Regions from separate parts of the Mus musculus genome. Here region 1 is linked to region 2. Evidence: chromatin contacts called from ENCODE Hi-C or POLR2A ChIA-PET data. All regions are on one chromosome and are shown on one strand. Each heading gives the region's core, a stretch centred on a gene start or an enhancer-like site at or near the end of the contact. The rest is flanking DNA. Distances are from core to core; before and after follow the strand shown.

Region 1 (5,753 bases), core at 2,744-5,243, 40 kb after region 2:
TAAGTGTGGGGACAGTGGGGGGTGCGTTCTCTCACCTGGAAGCCGGTTATTTTGCCATGGCCTTGATTGCAACAGCTGCCTCCTCTGTCATGGCAGACAGCACTGTGATCTGGAAAAGCAAAATGACAGTCCAGAGATGCCTTAACTGAAAGACTTCGAATTAAGGATCAAAGCAGCATACAAAGCAAGGAGGGGGCATCGTACCAGGATCTCTTCTCCACAGTCATACTTCTGCTCAATCTCCTTGCCAAGGTCTCCTTCAGGCAGACGAAGGTCCTCTCGTACCTCCCCACTGTCCTGGAGCAGGGATAGGTACCCATCCTGGATGCCAATCAGCTGGGAGAAGTTAAAAGCAGGTACAAGTAGGTTAAGTATAAGAGAATGGACAGACCAACTACAGTGACAGCAACTTCCTTCACTCCACAGCCTTTACCAGCTCCCTCTTTCCCCACAAGGTGCAGTCAACACCGCCCCCACATACACACTCTTCTAAGCCACCAATCATCTTCATCCTAATAACATACCTGGAAGTCATTCCGTTTGATGTTGGGGACATCCATATTATGAGTTGACGGGCAGATATCTTCATATTTCTTCCCAGTAAAAATGTCAATGCCAACCAGATGGACCTGTGTACATATATCATAAAGAGAAACCCAACAAATCAATTTTTGAAGTATGAGACAAATGTCTGTGTCACTTACTGCCTGAGAGGTGAGCGTGCCATGTTATGGGTAAAGATTAAGGAATTATAAATGAACCAAGTGAGAAAGATATACTAAAGTCTTCAAGGTCTTAAAAGATCACATCTGAAGGTTAGCAAGTGAGGGAAGTCAGTCTCAGGGAACTCATTTACATCAAGTCTCAAAAACTGACTGGCAAGACCTGAGGATATCACCCAACTGCTCACAACACTTGCCCAGCAGCACAGGGCGTTGGGTCCGATGCCTAACACATAAGCCAATCATGGTGACACATGCCTGTAATCCCAGCACTAGAGAGGTAGAGGTGGAAGGAAGTTCAAGTTTGACGGTACCCTGGAGTACATGAGACCGTTTTATTTTATTGGGGAAGTATCTGGGGAAAAGTTTCTTGGACAAACGTGGACAAGTGGAATAGGCTGAGAAAATGAAGCAAAGGAATGTAAAAGATCTGAAGACGATAACCCAGGAGAAGAGCAGAGGGACTGTGCAGTCAGTATGCAAGGAAAACAGAAGAGGAGCACGCCTTATATTTAATGTCAACAAAGGATAGGAAATATAACACAAAAATTTCAACTAGTCAGAAAGTCTAAGCTAAGAGAAAGAATGCCGTCTTAAGTAAACCAAAGAACAGTGGACAGTCAGCAGAAGGTAGAGGACATTGAGATTTATCACAACCCCAAAGGGGAAGCCAGAATTTGAAGGAGCAGCAGCAGTGATTAGAGAATGCAGACTGGAGCACCCCAAGAATGCTGCCTTGGGAGGAGGGGTCCTTGACTGGAGAAATCCTGGACAAGGAGCCCAAGGTCAAGAATAAGAAACTGAATATACAAACCAAAAGAAAACTAGCACAAAGAGGGAGGAAAAAAACATAGCATGACAGGTACCCTACAGAAGAAACTGGGAACAGTTTAGTTTTAAATTGGAGCAAAAAACTGGGTGCTGAACAAAAGGAAAACAGCAAAAGGGGTCAAGACTAGAGCCAACAGTTCACTGCCCAGAGTCCTAGGGGTGTGGGAGCTGCAGGGAAGGCAAGATGTTGAGAGGTGATTCTAACCTTGGCATGGCCATGCTTGCCAGTCTTCGAAGTAGACATCTCGACGATCTTACATGGCCGGCCTTTGAGCACCACAAAACCATTCTTACGTAATGCTGAGCACTGCATTGGGAAGGTGGCTGAGGCCCCTGCATCTCCTGTCTCGAAGTCCAAATCATCTGCCATTTTAAGAGGCTTCGATTCCAACTAAAGCCAAGAAGAGAACTAGGGTCAGTAACGATGGAGGTTAAATGAGATCGCTGATCTATCCCATTCCTCCCTAAAACACTGATCCACTTCCCCTTCATTCATTACCCACCTAAATAAAGTTGCATTTCCTGCTTTGAAACTGGAGTCAAACATATTGAAGAGCTTGAGTATTGGGGGTAAAACAGCTGGGGATCCCCTGGGCCCCCACAATGACATCTAAAGTTGTGGCTAGGGAAAGGAAGCCTCCTGGGAGTTGGGATGCCAAATCCCAGAGATGAGGAAAGGGCTACTTCCCGGGAGCGAGTAGGACTCAGGTGTTACTCGCCACTGAAACCAACCACCCCCTCTTCCCCACACTCTGCCAGGACTATAATTAGGTGAGCAGCAATGAGCCAGCTGAAGGGCGGGGCTAATGGAGGGGTGGAGACGGAGGACAAGGCCCCACCCAGTTGTTACACCACCCCCCCACCCTGTCCACACACAAGCCAGTCATTGGTACAGGAAACCACAAGGCCTCTTTGGGGGATTCCCGCCTCCAACGTGCACTTGCAGATGCAGTCAAGGGAGAGAAAGTAGTTTCCTAAAGGATCCCACTGCCAAACATTTCGATCTCAGTTCCCGAAGGGAACTCAGCCTTTTGTCGATGGCCCTCCCACTTTTCCCAGGATGCACCAGTCCTGTCGGCTTTTCAGGCCCAGCCTGTACAGTCAGTAGAAAGTGAGGGGTGGTGAATGACAATAAAATGAAAGCAAAAGATTCGTAGTAGTAATAGAAATCGTACTAGGCTGGCAGAGTAAAGGACTTTAAAACACAGTAACTCCCAAACAAAACACGACAGGGAAGGCACTGGCATGGTGAAGATCGAAGATCACCGCAGGGGAACTAGAAGCTCACTACTTTCAGGCGCTGTCGGCATGGGCCGAGAAAGAGTTGGGCATCAGTCCAATCGCCCTCAGTTTCCCCACTTTTCCCGGTTTCCCCAGCAAAGCAGTACCACTTACATCTGGCTGGACGTCTCACTTCATATGAAGACTGAGGGATGAGCTCCAGAGGCCCATGAGGCTGGGGAACACTAACATATGCCTGCAACGGGCCCTGCGGGATGAGTGAGACCCAAGGGTAGGGTCTCTCCCGCACGCCAAAATCCAAGGCTCCGGAGAAACCCAAAAAAGACCAGAGCTCCTTGCGCTGAGGGTTGCCGGCTCGCGCCCACCATGTGGTCGCCCGGGGCTTCCGGTGGCCCGGGCCAGGGGGGAGGGGTCCCCGTGCAGCCATGCGGCCCCGGTCAACGTTCGGCCGCATGGCCTCGGACCCCGAGGGCAGCCTCCAATGGGGAACACTTCCGGTGCTACGGCTGCCCCTGCCCCAAAGCTGCGCCAGGCCAGGACCATGCCGCCTCCCCTCCCCCCGCCGGCCGCCAACCCCCTCCACATGCCCTCACCTAACAGCCCCCTCCCCCACCTCACGTGGCCGCGCAGCGCCGGTCCTCAACCGCACAGGAGCCTTTGCCCTGTCTGGGCCGATCTGGCCCCGGGCCCTCGCCCCGGCGTGGCCGCCTGGCGGCCTCTCCCGCGTGGCGGCCTCGCGGCTCGCCGTCCCCCGCCCTGCGTCGCTCCAACGTCACCCGGCCGGCCCCAACCGTCACCCCTCGCGCCAACCGGGCCCTGCACCCGCCTCTCCGCACCTCGCGCCGCTCCCTCACCGAACCCGTGCGGCGACAGCCGCCGCTCCCTTCTGCCCCCCTCCCCGACCCCCGCGTAGTTCCGTCTCTCGTTCGTAGCTCAAACCGAGGTTACGCGCAGGCGCGCCCTGCCCGCTCTCACCTCGCGCGAACGCACTGACTTGACCTGGTCCGCTCGCCGCGAGCCCAACTGCTGCCTCCGAACCCGCTACTGTGCTGCCGCCGCCGCCGCCGCCGCCTCTAGCGCCGCCGCCGCTGCTGCACACGGGTCTTAGTACGCAGGCGCCGACTCCCCACTGACCAACCAAGCAGCCCTATGACAGCCGCGCAAGCGTGCTAGGTAGCTCCACCACCTTCCACCCCCGCACTGCGCAAGCGCATGGACCCTCCCCGATCTCCACCCTCTCTCCCACCTACCCATCGGATGACGCACACACGTGACCCCGCCCCTTTCCAGTCCGTAGTGCTTCCAACCAGTCGGCAATGCGCAGGCGCACCGGGTTTTTTTTTTTTTTTTTTAAATCCCTTCAACCTCTTCTTCCCTCCCCTTGAGCGACAGCTCGCTCTACCGGGCAACCCTTGCGGCTGCGCAATACAGAACCCTGCACTCCACACCCTCCGAAGGAAACGCCTGGGTCTCAACGCATGCGTGTTAGGAATCCTAAACGCCCCTTCCACCTCAGACGTCGTCCCTACGCGGGGTGTTGAAAAGACCACGCCACTGTGCTGCTTGCGGCGTCAAGAACGCATGCGTCTGAGCAGGCGCCACACCTCGGCTTTAACTGGAATTGAACAACTCACAAACACGTTTCTGAGAACCTTTCTAGTTAGGTGTGTGGCTCTTCTCCGAATCGCTGTCCCAGCTCTGCACGTGCTCAAGAGACTGCTTTCCGTGGGAGACTCTGCTCTCACGCTAGTGTGGTCGGATTACAACCATCCCGGCTTCGGTACTTTACACAACTTGTGCGCTATAGTTTCAGTATCCAGAGCTATCCGATACAAGCCACCATCTTGTCTAAACCCTGGTTAGTGTTGATTCCTAAGGTTCGCATAGAAGCTTTTCCTTTCTAAATCCTAAATAAAGAGAACTACATAGCGTTTCCGATTGTTTTCCCAGGTCGGCTTGAGGTTTCTAAAAGGAAATGTCTAATGTTTCTTCCAAAATCAAACTCCCTATGAGAAGAGTGGCTCTGGACCAGGCGACACAGACTTTATTGCCAGATCGCTAGGAGGCTGAGACTTGTTATAAAGCCAGCACATAAAGTTGGTCTTGAAATTTATGATGCCTGTAATCTCTGAGTTTGAGAAACTGGAGCAGGAGAATAGAAAAAAACAAAACAGTGCAATATTAAATTACTTTGACGTTATCTAAAGATGAGCGATCAGGATTCCTACTCCTTAGATAATGCAGGCGTGGTGGAGCACTCCCTTAATCCTGTAAGAGCCAGGTGGGTTCAAGGCCAGTCTGGTCTGTACAGTGTGAATTCTTGACTCAAAAGCAAAACAAAAAAATCTGGTCTAGGAATCTAAACCTTTTTGGTGGTAGTGGTGGTTTTGTTGTTGTTTTTCAAGACAGGGTTTCTCTGTGTAGCTCTGGCTGTCCTGGAACTCACTCAGTCGACCAGACTGGCCTTAAGATCCACCTGCCTCTGCCTCTCGTGTTGGGATGTAAGGCATGCACTGCCACCTATAGTTTTGAGAAATCACTTCAAATTACTGTACTTTTAATTTCTTTACCACTAAGTAAGGATATTAAATGATATCTTAATCTCCAACTTACTGGAACGCTTGCAAGCACTTAATTGGAATTATTACGTGTTTGTGTAGCACAGTAGAACTATCCACCCTATATCTTTCAGTCACTTTTCCTGAATTTTCTGTCGTTTTCTGTGGAATGCCAGCACTGAGAAAGCTGAGATCAGCAGATCAGTAGTTCAAGGCTATGGTAGCCTACATAATCCAATCCTAGCCAGGCACAGGGCCTGCCACCCTCCCTCCCTGTAATTGCAGCACCTAAGGACCCAGAGGCAGAGGAAGGAGGATGGGAAGTTTATGGTCATTCTCTGGGTGTGGTAATACATGCCAGTAATCCTATCTCCTGGCTAAACAGGAAGATTGCCAGCCT
Region 2 (6,007 bases), core at 259-2,758:
CCCCCTCCTCTGCAGTCAAGTGGAGGGCAGCACCCTCAGTGGCGCACAAAGCGCAAGGATCTAGAGTTCAGAAGGTCTTCAGGGTCTGGGAAGACAGAGTCCAGGCGGAAGCCATGTTCCAGAGCCACCCGTAGCACCTCCTCCAGGAATGTAGGCGTGTTCGCTACCTCCCGACGATCTTCTGGCCCCCCAGTCCACAGTGGCTGCAGCCCCAGTCTTTGATACTCTACTTCAGGGAGTTCCTGGGGGCGGGAGGCCCACTCTAGCCGAAAATGTGGACCTCCTTCTGCCCTGTCCCCAATGGCCACACCAAATCTGTTGCGCATGGCAGCCAGACACTCAGGGTCAGTGCAGAAGAGGTTGGCTCGGAAGGTGTCCACCTGGACAGAGCTCAGCTCATAGTGGTGGGGGCCCCTTCGAGCGGAGAAGTGCACCTGGCGGGGGCTGACATCTACATCTGCATGGAGTAGGGCGGCTGTGGATGCAGGTGTACCCCGAGAGGCTTCCAATTCCCGCAGGGCATCCAGGAGGGGCCGGATCTGGTAGAAGTCAGCCTCTGCCTTAAGAAGGGCAGTTTCTCCGTACCCACGGGGCAGGTCCAGACGGCCTAGCCGCAAAAAATTGAGGATGTGCCGGAAAGCCTTGCCATCCCTGTCGATGAAGTAATGGCCATCTCCTTGCGGGTTAAGGTTGGCTGGCATTAGGGTGTCAGCCCTAAACATGGCCCCCAGCATGGAATCTGGGAAGCGAGTCAGGGTCTCCAGTGTAGTGGAATATAGTGTTCCCCCCACATTTAGGGTCACGGGACCCCCAAAGGAAGGGGGTAAAGAGGACACAGGAGGGGGGGAAATTTTGGGTAATATAAGAGACAGGCAAGGAGAAGGAAAAAGCAGATATTTGGGGGTTTGGAAAGAATTGGGTGGTAACGTTCAGACTTGCTAAGTTGGAGGCAGAGGTTGGAGAACAAGACAGTAAAGTTTGTAGCTCACCCAAGCTACTTTGGTGGTGGTTGGGGGCTTCAGGACACAAAAATCCCCGAGAGGATGAAAGAACCGATGAAAGGAACAGACGGCAGCCAGACAGGATCAGGGAGCTTTTGGTCCAGACGCTTCTGATTGTGCGTGGTCAGCGATTCCCTCCTGTACTCTTCAGACAGTGGGTTTCCGAAATTCAACCAGCAGGTGACGGTGGTGAGCACCGGTCGGACGCTGAAAGGATCAGTTTGAGTTTCTGAGCTTTTGTAGTTGTAGAGTCCACGTCGGGTTCCGAGGACCTGTTCAGAGGCCCAGCCAGGGTTAGGGGCGTGTGTCCCAAAAGATGGAGGCGCAACTGATAGGAGCCGGTAGCCAGCAGTTCTGTATGGCTTGGGAGAGGCGATGCTCTTGCAGTCAGAGCTGAGAGTGTCCCGGGACTCTGTTGGGAACAGTGTCTCAGGGCTCGGGCGTTACCGCCTTCCTGGGTTGTCGCAGCAGGCACTGAGGTCCTCTCCACCCCCAGGAAGTGGCCTAAGGGCAGCGGTCAGTGGCCCTTTAAGCGACAGTCCCGCCCCTTAGCGCCCCGCCCTACGCCCCCGTGGGCTGGCCGGGCTCTGCTATGGGTGGGAGCCGGCCTTGCCAGTGCGAGAGATGGGGCGAACAGGCTGGACCGGCCGACTGGAGCGGGGGTGGAATGATTCACAGGCTTCGTTGCGGATGTGGCCGCGACGGCCCCGCGTTCCCTGCAGATGTGCATGACCTCACTAGTACAACTTAGTCGAGGATGGAGTCTCCAGTCCATCCTTCTAGTCTGAGAGAATCCACGTCTCCGGGTTGGATCCCGGTCGGGAACTCCCGAGGGGGCGGATGCTGAGCCATCGCATTCCCGGGATGCCTTCGGGCCATCCCAGCGAGCCCAGGTTCCCACGCGGTGGCTTCCCTGGTCCCCTGGGCTCGAAAGCCCCTCCCGCCAAGCCACCGGGTGCTAGTCAACTTCCTCCTTTAGAGAAACCCTAGCCTCTTGAGTAACCACGGCTACCCGCACCTGGGTGGCCAGTGTGCCAAACACTCTGCCGGGCCCCCAGGTGGCGCACAGTAAATGAACTAAGAAAGAAGCCAAGCTGAGAGACTTTAATGGAGACTTCAATGGGGCAGGGTGGGGAGGAGCCTGGAATCACAGAGTATGGAGGTCGTGACTGCGACGGCTCAGTTTCTCTGGGTCGTCCGACGCCATGAGGGAGAAGTCTCGGAATATGTCGAGATACGTCTCGTCTCCTAAGGAAATCAGAGGAAAGACTGGGAGGCTGGACAGCCGGGCTACACAGTAGGGGTGGTCCTGGCAGGGTAAGCACTTTAAAGTGTGGGTGCATCCTAAGTACAGTACCTTTGTTCCACAGGTCAGGCACGTTCGCTGTGCCCAAAACATGTTTGTTGAATAAACAATGGTATTAATGCAGTTGGGTACTAAGGGGTCAGGCATTTCGGTATGGACCTGGGGTCGGGGTCGGGGTGAAATACGTGGTTACTTTACCTGCCTGGCCCTGGGCCGCTTCAGCCTCCCTCATCTTTGCCAATCGTAGCCTGAAGGGTGGGGATTAAGGAGTAAAAGACCTGGAACTTCGCCAAATCCCCATCCTCTGTCCAATTCTTGAGTTGTGTCACTCCTTAAAAATGTCTGTCCATAACTAGTGCTTAAAGATAAAAGCTTACACTCACGAACATTTTTGCAATGTTGGTGTCCTAATAATGGCTCCCCAGGTGAACTCTCAGTATCTCACCCAACTGGTCCATGCTCCTGCTCCACACCCCTCTCCACACACACACACACACACACACACACCCCAGACCTCACCCTCCAAGTCAGGTTTTGACGTTAGTCTCACCCCAACGAGGACTGTCCAAGCATCAGTCTGCCCCTTCGGCATACTCACAGGGTTACGATGTCAGCATTAGTGGTTTCCATTGCGATAGTCAGAGGGTCCCTGCCTTCTGTGTCTCGAGCCCCCAGATCAGCACCCCGTTTCAGGAACAGGCAAGCGAGCCTAGAGAAGAGAGCTAAATTCAGCAACAGGCATCCCCCAATTTCACTCCCAGAAAGCTTCCTCCCCATGGTGCCATTTCCATGGCTCCCTACCCTGTGTGACCAAGAATGGTGGCATGGTGGAGAGGACCCCGGCCGGCACTGTCTGCTTGGTTCACATTCGCCCCATTTTGGAGGAGAAACTCGCAGGCCAGAAGAGAGTTCTGCATAGAGATCAAGAAGATGGCATTTTTAGAGGTGGATTTTTGGATGTTTCAGGGCTCAGTGAGGTGTCAGGCTTGGTCCTCGACCTTTAGATGCTCATATATTAAATCTATCCCGGGACTGGAGAGATGTCTCAGTGGTTAAAAGCACCAGCTACTCGTCCAAAGGAGTCAGATTCAGTCCTAAGCACCCACAATGCCTGTAACTCCAGTTCCAGGGAACCCCCTCCCATATATATACATGCAAGCAAAACACCAATGCACATTAAAAAAAAAGCCAGGCAGTGGTAGCACATGTCTTAATCTAAAGCCCACCACTCAGGAGGCAGAGGCCAGCAAATCTCTGAGTTTAAGGCCAGCCTGGTCTACAGAGTGAGTTCCAGGACAGCCAGGGCTACACAGAGAAAATCTGTCCCTCCCCAAAGCATATCCTGCACCCTGATGAGTCATGCTGTCCCTCTTTTTTTTTTTAATTAAAGATTGTTTTATTTTTATTTTATGTGTATAGGTGTTTTACCTACATGTATGTCTGTGTGTCACATGCAGTGAATGAGGGGGCCAGTAGAGGGCGCTGGATCTCCTGGCACTGGAGTTACAGTTATGTGCTGCCTTGTAGATGCTGGGAACTGATCCTGAGCAAACGCAGCATGAGCTCCTAACCTCTGAGCCATCTCTCCGGTCTGCTTCCTTATTTTACATTGAGGAGACTAAGTCACAGGGATATTGACAACTTGTTTAAAAGCTCATGTAAGTAGCAGACGAAAAATCTAATTCACCACCTCCAAATCACACTTCAAACACTTAGTCTATATTATTTATCTTGCCCTATGGGAAGGAGACCCCAGGGAGAGCTCTAGGGTAGAGTTGGGGAGGTCAGCATGGTCCTCACAGCAGCTGTGGCCCGGATCAGAGGTGTGGCATTCCCCTGGCCCACATTGACCCAGTTGACATCAGCTCCATGGGCCAGGGCATCAGCCATGGTAGGAAGAGATGGGGGATGTCCAGCAGCTTGAAACAGCAGGGCCCCAGGGTGCAGGCTTCCCATGTCATCAGACGGGCACTCTGTCAAGTGGATTTAATTCTGTTAAGGAGTATCAGTGCCGGGTCTAGAAAGAAAATCTTCAGCAAAGTCCCCAGGTGCTGCAGTGGGATAAGTCACGTCCAAATTGTGGGGAGTCCCTTGTGACTCAGAGCTGTGGTGAGAAACGGGAGCGCTGTGGATGTGTATACGTGTTGGTATGTGTGTTGTGTGTGTGCAGGGCCCTGGGTGTGGAAGAGATAGCATTGCTCATCTCCCCAGACTGGCTGGATGCCAGAGGTGAGCTGACTCCCTGACAGATTCAGTGCTTACCTTCCCCCGCCCAGACAAGGCTCATAACCCTTCCTTCTTTTCAAACCTTTGGAGATGCCAAGTTCAACCTCTCTCTGGAGATGCCCCTCTCTGTGGCTCTTCCTGACCATACTCCAGCCCATACTTTTCCTCATGTCAATGTCACACCCCACTGTGACCTCCTGACTGTACTCTGCTCCTCCCAACCTCCTCCAAGGGACAGCCTGGACCTCACATTCTGCCTCCCTCTAGGGCCTGGCCAGTACTGAGTGTACAGCAATGAGTTGGACTCTCTACCTGATTTGGATCTGACAATGCCCGAGTGTGGCCTGATGGGAGGCTTTGGGGGCACAGGAGGATGTCCTCTTGGGGGTCCCCTGCCACCTCTTCGTCCACGGATTTCAGGAAGTTTGGTCAGGAACTTTTTCTCCACATACTTGGCATGAATCCAGGCTTCCTTTTCCTGCCTGGAGGTTAGAGGAGACAGCCTTTGGTCCCTCGGCCTCTTTGCCATTCCTCTCCACGACAGGGAAGCCCTAGGTGCCTCCACCGCAACCTCACCGGGAGCAGCTGGGCCCTGGCTTCTTCACCGCCATGGCCTCCACCCGGGCCTCATAGATCTGGTTGATGATGACATTCCCCAGCTCGCACATAAGCTTCGAAGGCCCAGAAGAGGGCAAGAGAAAGAGGGAGAGTCACTGGGTGAGTATCAGAGCCCTCAAAGACTCCTCAGTCCTCTGTCTTCACAATATCCCGAGTAACCCTAGTTACCTTCACCAGTTCTGGTTCCCAGGAGTCAAGGGTCAGAGAGCGGACTTTGGAGAAATGAACTCCGAGGCTCCTGGAGGGCCAGAGGGAGAGTCATGCCCTGTGTGGGCAGTAGCCTAGGAAAGCTGTTGCTCCTGAAAAGACCAGGCCTGTGTGCAGACACAGAGGAGCCGGGCCAGGAAGCAGAGCAGCAGAGGCCCTCTAGCTCTGGCCTGCTCACCATTGCTGCTGAACACTCTAGCCTCCCCACTTTGCTCGTGATGCTTCGGTCTGGAACATGTTTTGTCTGCCACCTCTTTTCCCTCCATACACTTCAGACTGGTGGTGAAGCCTTAGGGGCTTTCTAGGATCTCACAACCCTTTCCCTCTTGGGCTCTTGTTGGCTGTCCCACCCTCAGCAACCGTAACCCATGCTTCTTCCTATCAAGACAATGAGTTCATCTAGGAGGCCCCCAGGCCTGTCCACATCCAACTCAAATGTGCACTTGCGCTACAACCTTGGAGACTGGTGACAGAGAAGGAAGAGCAAGGGTAGGGTGCATGAGAGGGGCCACGCAGCAGTTGGAAGCGGGGCTTGTGCCTCGGGTCTTAGGGAATGACCTGTGGATGCCAGAACACTGAATGCAGAGAGTGACGCCAAGGTTGATGCTGGCCCACTCTGGGGCTGGCTCCCTGCAGTCGCAGCATTGCG

The links. Hi-C counts contacts between places; a loop is a spot of excess contacts on that map. ChIA-PET counts read pairs that join two places held with the same protein, here RNA polymerase II (POLR2A).
Region 1: a loop to region 2 is called in a map of heart, with 5 times the contacts of the local background. The contact joins the promoter of Eif5a here to the promoter of Kctd11 in region 2. A Hi-C loop is called at or near these places in 8 of 37 maps with a recorded cell type or tissue (CH12.LX, heart and v-Abl transformed pro-B cells). POLR2A ChIA-PET finds 5 or more read pairs at or near these places in 5 of 5 experiments (Patski and embryonic stem cell).

Annotation. Positions count from the first base shown.
Region 1 is chr11:69,917,393-69,923,145 of GRCm38, forward strand. It overlaps Eif5a (eukaryotic translation initiation factor 5A), which reads right to left and starts at 3,994. Exons shown (of 6, transcript NM_181582.4): 1 at 3,771-3,994; 2 at 1,759-1,944; 3 at 525-629; 4 at 205-336; 5 at 36-109. The coding sequence starts at 1,923. The coding sequence ends at 47.
Region 2 is chr11:69,879,477-69,885,483 of GRCm38, forward strand. It overlaps Kctd11 (potassium channel tetramerisation domain containing 11), which reads right to left and starts at 1,509. Exons shown (of 1, transcript NM_153143.4): 1 at 1-1,509. The coding sequence starts at 734. The coding sequence ends at 36. Acap1 (ArfGAP with coiled-coil, ankyrin repeat and PH domains 1) reads right to left here. Exons shown (of 22, transcript NM_153788.3): 14 at 5,917-6,007; 15 at 5,320-5,389; 16 at 5,110-5,204; 17 at 4,846-5,015; 18 at 4,108-4,280; 19 at 3,109-3,218; 20 at 2,906-3,016; 21 at 2,506-2,555; 22 at 2,091-2,249. The coding sequence ends at 2,149. Mir6924 (microRNA 6924) reads right to left here and starts at 2,618; the gene lies at 2,556-2,618.